2 separate regions of the Homo sapiens genome follow, and region 1 is linked to region 2. Evidence: chromatin contacts called from ENCODE Hi-C or POLR2A ChIA-PET data. All regions are on one chromosome and are shown on one strand. The core of a region is the stretch at or near the end of the contact, and the rest is flanking DNA. Distances in the headings are between cores, read along the strand shown. Region 1 has its middle 19 kb from the start of CAMSAP1-DT. Region 2 has its middle 31 kb from the start of LINC01502.

Evidence for each region. Hi-C counts contacts between places; a loop is a spot of excess contacts on that map. ChIA-PET counts read pairs that join two places held with the same protein, here RNA polymerase II (POLR2A). Pooled maps may share reads with other maps.
Region 1: a loop to region 2 is called in a map of endothelial cell of umbilical vein, with 4 times the contacts of the local background. The contact joins two enhancer-like sites. A Hi-C loop is called at or near these places in 2 of 168 maps with a recorded cell type or tissue (endothelial cell of umbilical vein and posterior cingulate gyrus) and 3 of 50 pooled maps. POLR2A ChIA-PET finds 5 or more read pairs at or near these places in 1 of 52 experiments (H1).

The regions. Positions count from the first base shown.
Region 1 is chr9:135,925,350-135,929,300 of GRCh38, reverse strand. No RefSeq gene overlaps it. Among named protein-coding and RNA genes, the nearest start is that of CAMSAP1-DT, 19 kb to the right of the region's middle. RefSeq lists enhancers at 2,341-2,390, 3,427-3,506. Within about 2 kb of position 2,325, at least 8 of the 41 ENCODE cell types and tissues checked have a DNase peak (open chromatin) inside an H3K27ac peak, as active enhancers do.
Region 2 is chr9:135,603,644-135,607,278 of GRCh38, reverse strand. No RefSeq gene overlaps it. Among named protein-coding and RNA genes, the nearest start is that of LINC01502, 31 kb to the right of the region's middle. Within about 2 kb of position 2,123, at least 2 of the 41 ENCODE cell types and tissues checked have a DNase peak (open chromatin) inside an H3K27ac peak, as active enhancers do.

The DNA.
Region 1 (3,951 bases), core at 1,076-3,575, 320 kb before region 2:
GGCAGGGCCTTTTTGACGGGTTCAGCCTAAGCCCAGGGCTGGCAGGGCCAGGGCCTGCGGTTGGGCTGCTCATCACCCAGCAGTCGCCGGGGAGCATGGCTGAGTGCCCTGTCCCCAACTGTCACTGCCCACATAACTGGGGGTGGGCCCAGGGCTTTCTTTGGCCAGCAGGTGCCCCACTCTCTTCTCCACATTCCCAAGAGGGGCTCCCTTCACCCACAAGCTGTCCTTAGGGGCTCAGAATGAGTCCCAGCCTGTGTAGGGCCCCAAGTGTGGTCCTCCCGCGCCTCCCAGGCAGCCCCTGGGCTGTGGGCAGGCTCTGGCGCCAGCAGGGCATGAGCCTGGCTCTCGCCCAGCAGTGGGGTCTCTGTCCACCCTGCATCGTGCTCAGCCTCCCCCAGGCAACTGCGCTCTTCCTCTCAGCAGCCATGCGCCCCCTGGGCCGTGTGGCCACACTCCTGCCCTGTGCTTGGCCTCTCTGGGGTGGGCGGGGATGCCCACCCTCCCAGTGCCACCTCCCGGGCTCCTGAGAACTGTGAGCCCCATCCTGGGCTGGCCTCTGCTTCACCCAGAGGCTGTGGACCTCACAGCCCAGGCACGTCCCCTTCCCCTCTGGGGACCTGGCTGACCCCTCCTGGGCTCCTGAATGACAAGGGCCTGGATCCCAGACTTGTGAGGGCCCTTCCAGGTCCCTGTCAGAGTGGACCCCACCCACACCCAAGAGCACGTTCCTGCCCTGGTGTGAGCCTCGGGCACCAGGGCCACAGCCAGGGATCAGGGCCACTGCCGAGGGCCGTGGTGGAGCAGGCCTGGGACCATGAGCCCTGTGGCCGCAGCGGCTCTGCAAGCTGGCAGAGTCCTGACAAAAGCTCTGGGACCTGCACCCCTGTCCTTGAGTGGAGATGGATGGAGACAGGAGACCTGGTGTCCAGGCTCCGCCGCAGCAGGCACTGCCCTGGCAGGTCGGGGAGAGCCTGACTTCCAGGGCCCAGCCGCAGAGTCTAGAGAAATGATTTTACTCGGGCTGGGGGGTGGCGGGGACACAGGTGCCACAGAGCAGGAGGTGTGGTCAGGTGGGGCCTTCCCGCCCACAGCACTGGCTCTGTCGCCAGAAAGATCCTCCTCGAAGTGAGCTCGGAAGCGGACTCTCCCAGAGGGCAGGGGTGGCAGCTGCGGGGCTGTGGTACACTCTGCCTGCGGCGTCGCCCGTGTGTGGTTTTTGAAGTGTGTGTGTGGTGGTGTGGTGTGCGTGTGTGCTCTGTGTGCATGCACAGGCGTGCATGTGTGTGTGTGTGCTCTCTGCATGCAGAGGCGTGCGTGTGTGTGCGTGTGTGCTCTGCGTGCACAGGTGTGCGTGTGTGCTGTGTGCATGCAGAGGCATGTATGTGTGTGTGTGCATGCACAGGTGTGTGCATGTGTGCTGTGTGCATGCACAGGCGTGCATGTGTGTGCATGTGTGCTCTGCATGCATAGGCGTGCATGCGTGTATGCTGTGTGCATGCACAGGTTTGTGTGTGTGTGCGTGTGCTCTGCATGCACAGGTGTGCGTGTGTGTGCATGTGTGCTCTGTGTGCATGCACAGGCGTGCATGTGTGCGTGCGTGTGTCGTCCAGGGGAGCATCACGGGGAGGCCAGGCGTGTGCCCAGCTCCCCAAGCAAGGCCTCCTGGCTTCCCTTCCGGCTGTCCCGTGGCTCCTGTGTGGCCGGGGCCTCTGGTGTGGGCCGGCAGCTCTTGGCCCCCAATGGGGATGGAGCAGCTCCAGGGTGCCTGGGACCAGGCTGGCACTGCTGGCAGAGTCAGTAGGATGGGTGCAGCCCCTGGGGACAAGGACAGGAAGCAAGGGCAAAGGCACCTCCAGGACAGGCCAGGACAACTTCTTGGCTTCCACGCAGCCTTCCAGAGCAGGGCCACAATGCTGTCCCTGTTCCAGGCTTTGGAATGTCCTAGAGATGCTTCTCAGGTGGCCAGCCCTGAGTCCTGCACTGGAACCCAGAGAGGCAGGGCACATCCCCAAGGCCACATTGCCGTGGTCACAGAGCAGGTTAGGGCGCTGGGGGATCCCCGCCTGGCCTGCCCAGGAGAGAAAGGGCTCTCTGTGCGGCCCCGGTGCTCGAGTCCTGGAGGAGCCTGTGGCTGCAGGCTCTCAGATCTCCTCCCTTCGGGCGGGGTCTCTGGCACCTCTGCCTCTGACTCACTGGCCACCAATGGTGTCAGCAGAGGGAGCGGGAGTCCCCGGCTGCCTCAGCAAGGCCCTGTGGTGCCCGCCTGACTCTCAGGGCCTCTCGCTTTTGTTGTCCTGAGTCACCACCATCAGGAAGTCACACTGCCCTGAGGCGGCTGCGTTGCCAGGAAGCCTAGGCCACGTGGAGAGGCCACTCCAAGAGGCCACATGGATGTGCTCAGGGTGACAGCCAGAAGCGACCGCCACAGGTGGAAGTGAGGAACACACTGAAGGCCTCGCTGTGGTTGGGTCACCTGGCCGTTCTCTCCACGGCGAAGTGGAGACCACCATGGCACTGGGCCCTGCCTGGGTTCCCTTCCCGGGGCCCTTGAGTGCGGCACGATAAAGGCTGTGCGCAGCTGCCACACCTGGTGTCACTGGTCACTTGGAGTCACTGCAGCACCAGCTGAAGGAGAGAGGGTCCGGCTCAGCTGAGAGGCCGCTTCCCATCCAGTGACTGGAGGCAACTTTGTTGGAGAGTTTTCCAGCCTGAGACGGATGCAGGGGAATTTGGAGACTGGTCCCAGCCAGGGTGCATCCCAGGGTGTGGTGGGGGCTGCCCCAGTCGGCACGTCCCGCAGATCCTCACACCCTCTGGCCACTGAAGACCTCTGAGGCCAGCCTAAGGAGGGGCCTGCAGGGCTCTCCTTGTTTTTTTTCTTTGAGGCGGAGTCTCTGTCGCCCGGGCTGGAGTGCAGTGGCAAGATCTCGGCTCATTGCAACCTCCGCCTCCTGGGTTCATGCCATTCTCCTGCCTCAGCCTCCTGAGGAGCTGGGACTACAGGCGCCCAGCACCACACGCAGCTAATTTTTTTATTTCTAGTAAGACGGGGTTTCACCATGTTGGCCAGGCTGGTCTCGAACTCCTCATCTTGTGATCTGCCCACCTCAGCCTCCCAAAGTGCTAGAATTATAGGTGTGAGCCACCACAACCGGCCGTTGTTTTTAGGTTTTATGTATTTACTTTAGAGACGAGGTCTCGTTCTGTCACCCAGGCTGGAGTGCAGTGCAGCCATCACGGCTCATTGTAGCCCACAACTCCTGGGCTCAAGCATCCTCCCGCCTCAGCCTCCAGGGTAGCTGGGACTGCAGGTATGCACCACTGCGCACAGCTAGTTTTTAAATGTTCTCTAGAGACGGGGTCTTGCTGTGTTGCCCAGGCTGGTCTTGAACTTCTGGCCTCAAGCAATCCTGCCTCAGCCTCCCAAAGCACTGGGATTACAGGCATGAGCCACAGGGCCCGGCCTCTCAGTGCTTTCTGAGAATGAGCTGCTTTTCTCTTCCGCCCCCAGACCTGAACCTCAGTGTTCCTGGAAACTCCCACGCTTGCATTCTGATGCTGAATTAATCACCGTGTCCCCAGGTGGCTGCTCTTGCCAGCCAAGCACTGAGGCCTCCAAACTCAGTCCCAGGATGGCGGCGGTCGGACCCCACGCTTCCTTGGGGCTCGCTGAGGGAGGGGGTCTGACCCCACAGGCCCTACCCAGGAGTGAGTCCGGGGCCAGGGTGGCCCTCGCAGACAGCGGACACTCTCGCTGCTTCCCTCCTATCCAGGCTGGGCCCACCACTTCCATGATGTGGCTGCCCTCACCATTAATTGCTTAAACCTGGGAGACGGAGGTTGCAGTGAGCCGAGATCACGCCATTGCACTCCAGCCTGGGCAGCAAGAGTGAAACTCCATCCCCCACCCCCCCAAAAAAGAACAGCTCTACTAGGCTCTACCTGACA
Region 2 (3,635 bases), core at 874-3,373:
AGATTCTCTGGATGTTGTGGGAATGTTCACATTCTCCTCAGAAAGCCACACGCTTGTTCCCAGAAGCAACCTTGATAAAGGTCAGCAAAGTGCTCAGGGGCCTGGCCGAGAGCTGAGGGTGGGGCTGGGCCGACAGAACCAGGCCTTGCACGGTCTGTGGTACCACAAAGGGCTGAGTGTGAAATCAGACTTTACCCATCAGATCCCAGACACTGAAGCAAGGGGGCTTTCGGAGTAGAGAAAAGGCGGGAAGGAGGAGAGCGACTGCGTTCATCTGAAGGATAAATGGGAGGAAAGGCCCAGAAACCTGGTGATGCAGGCGGACAGCAGAGTGGCAGGTGGCAGCTCTGTAGACATCAGCTCACCTGGCACACACCGCGTGCACCTCCAGGATGGGGAGAGATGGCCACGCGTGAGGTCCATAGAGGCTTCTGGAACTTGCAGCGCAGCTGGGGCCCCACACAGAGCTACCCAGGTGGGGGTGGGGCTGTGACAGCTGTCCGCCTTTCTGAGTGGGGCGAGGTGACAGGAGTAGTCAGAAACAGTGTTCCAGAGGTGGGAACAGCATGTGTGAGGGACCCAGCGGAGCCAGCGACAGCCCAGCCCCCTACTCGAGCGAGCCCCGCCGGGGTGGGTCCCAGAGGCCCAGGGCTCTGGGGGCTCAGTGAAGGTGGGTGGTGCTCCATGAAGTCACCAAGTGGCTAGGCCAGGCCCCGTGAGCTCCTGGCCCATGGGCAGAAGCCAGGCTCACCTGCGTGGTGGGAGTAGTTGCTGGATACAGCTGGGTTTGCATTTCACAGGCCCCTGTCGGCGTGGTAAGGGGCCTTCTGCAGGCCAGGGTCCCAGTGGAGGAGGAGAAGACCGGACCCGTGCCTGCCTGTGGGGTGGCAGCCGCAGCCAGTCCCTGAAGCCCCACTGCTCTGCTGTGGGCTATTCCTGCCCCACCCCATCTGCACACCTTCCTGGCCAGCTGGGAGCCGTTCCACGGGGACCCTGTGAGGCTGCCACCTCCAGCCTCAGAACGGTGACCCCCTTGTGGCCTGGAGAGAACACATGTTCACTGAAAACAACTAGCAGGCTGGGCGCGGTGGCTCACACCTGTAATCCCAGCACTTTGGGAGGTTGAGGCAGGCCGATCACTTGACGTCAGGAGTTCGAGACCAGCCTGGCCAACATGGTGAAACCCCGTCTCTACTAAAAATACAAAAATTAGCCAGGTGTGGTGGGCGACTGTAATCCCAGCTACACCTGTAATCCCAGCTACTCAGGAGGCTGAGGCAGAAGAATAGCTTGAACCTGGGAGGCAGAGGCTGCAGTGAGCCGAGATCGTGCCACTGCACTTCAGCCTGGGCGACAGAGCGAGACTCCATCCCCCCAGAAAAAAAATTACATAGTGATGGGGTCTCCCTGTTTTGCCCAGGCTAGTCTTTGACCCCTTGGCTGAAGCGATCCTCCCGCTTCAGCTTCCCAAATAGCCAGGATGTCAGGTGTGAGCCCCCATGCCCAGCCTATGCCATCAGGTCCTGCCTCTTCCACCCAGGGAATCCCACGGGGACAGGGGGAGGGCAGAGGGGAAACAGGCTCTGAGCAGAGGGAGCCAGGTCCACTCATCAAGGAGCGGCAGGCCCAACAGTTGCCAATCACCCTCCCCTGCCACACTGATGTCCCAGCCAACACGGCCACCGGCGACCCTGAGACACGAGAGCTGATCAGGAGCCACTGGCCTGCATCCCAGGTGTGAAGGATAGGAGCCAGCATGGCCCAGGCAGTGTTGGGGACACCCATGGCCCCCTGGGGACCCCACTATCACTCACCAAGGCCAGGCTGGTGGGTCAGAGATGGAGGTCACCTGGGAGACAGTCAGGGCCCAAGCCTGGCCACATGGGCAGAAAGCCCGAGAAGCGTCGGGTGTCAGGTGCCCCAGATTCTGCAGATTCTCCCTTTGGACGTTTCCACCCAAACATGCCGCGTGGAAGCTGCCTCCATCCAGGCAGCGGGCCTTGGCGGTGCTCCAGGAACCTGCTCTTCCATAGCAAACAGGCCTGAAAACCCAGGCCAGAACTCCTTTTTGAAAACAAGTGGGAAAAAATAAACAAACTGAAAAGAATTCTGCTGAGACAGCGAGCAAAGCACTGGGACGTGCCGGCCACCCCCGAAAGGCACGGGAAGGGAGCCGGGACCCCAGTGTGCAGGTCACCCCGGAAGGAACCAGAAGGGAGGCGGGACCTGGGACCGACAGGATTCTCCTTCAAGACCTCCTGCCTTGCAGGTGTGCTTGGCAGTTCTCTCCCTCCCCTCTCCCTCCCTCCCTGCTTCCCTCCTTTCCTCCTTCCTCATTAGCAAGTCAGCAACACTCTGGAGGCTGAGACCCACCTGGCCGCTGTATGCTCTGGGCCTGCTGGGGGCTGAGGCTGAGGTGCCCTATGTCCGCCATCCCTCTTGCCCCGAACGCCCCCTTGGCCTGCTGGTTGTCATGGTCATGACGCCCACCTGTGTCCAAGGGTGAAGCTGCTTTCTTCAATGCACCATCACGGACATGGGGAGGCCAGTGCTGTGGCAGCGTTTCCAAATTAGCTTGACCCACAGGCACAGGGCACCCCCGGGAACCCCTACCAAACGCCCCCACCTCATGAGGAGTGTGTCCCCCATGCACGGCCAGGGGTGCGCTTTGGGATCTCAGAGGTATCCCCACGGAGGCACCCCAGGCCCTTGCGGGGTCTGAGCGTGCTGTGGTGGACAGGTGCAGCGGGCGGGAGGCAACCGTGTGAGTCTCAGCTTCTCGGCCTCTGAGCCGGGCTCGCCGTGCACAGCTCACACGGTGATGGTCTCTGTGCCTTGGTGGGCGGGTCAATGGACCCAGCGAACATCCGGCTCAACGGTGACAGCAAAGCCTACCTCGGAAGAATCCGGTTTAGGAAGAATCTGCGACTCTTAGGCTGCAGAGTGAGGGTGGGTGGCTCAGGCACAGCAGGTGTCTCAGAACGAGGGTTAGGGCCACAGAAAGACTCCCTGGTAGAAGTCCACCTGGTCCACTCGGTGGGGCTTCCGAGTCTTGCCCGACAGTTGCTGTCCTCCAGGGCTGTCATAAACGCAGATGAAAGCAGGATGGCTGGACTTCTTGGGTCACATTTTCCACCAATATTTCTGTAAAATTTGGCCCGATTTTTCCCAGGGCCCTTCCACGCACTCAGAGGACTCGGGCGCCACCAAGTGGCCATCGTGGGGACGTCAACGGCCGGGGTCGCACATCCTCCGGTGAGGCGAATTTTGTATGAGTTAAATCCTTCGGGATTCAAGGTGACAAACTCCTCGGGGGCTGCCTGTGGGCTCGGCATCCATTCTGTCCACGCTCCAGCCCCGGGAGCTCCAGCTGCCTGCAATGTTGGACTTGCTTCTAATTTGTCACTGCATTCCCTGCTCTTCTATAGGGATCAGCACCAGGGTTAGAAAACCTCTGAAGGCCGAGGCAAGTGGATCACCTGAGCTCAGGAGTTCGAGACCAGCCTGGCCAACATGGTGAAACCCCATCTCTACTAAAAGTATGAAAACTAGCTGGGCGTGGTGGCACACACGTATAGTCCCAACTACTCGGGAGGCTGAGACAGGAGAGTTGCTTGAACCTGGGAGGCAGAGGT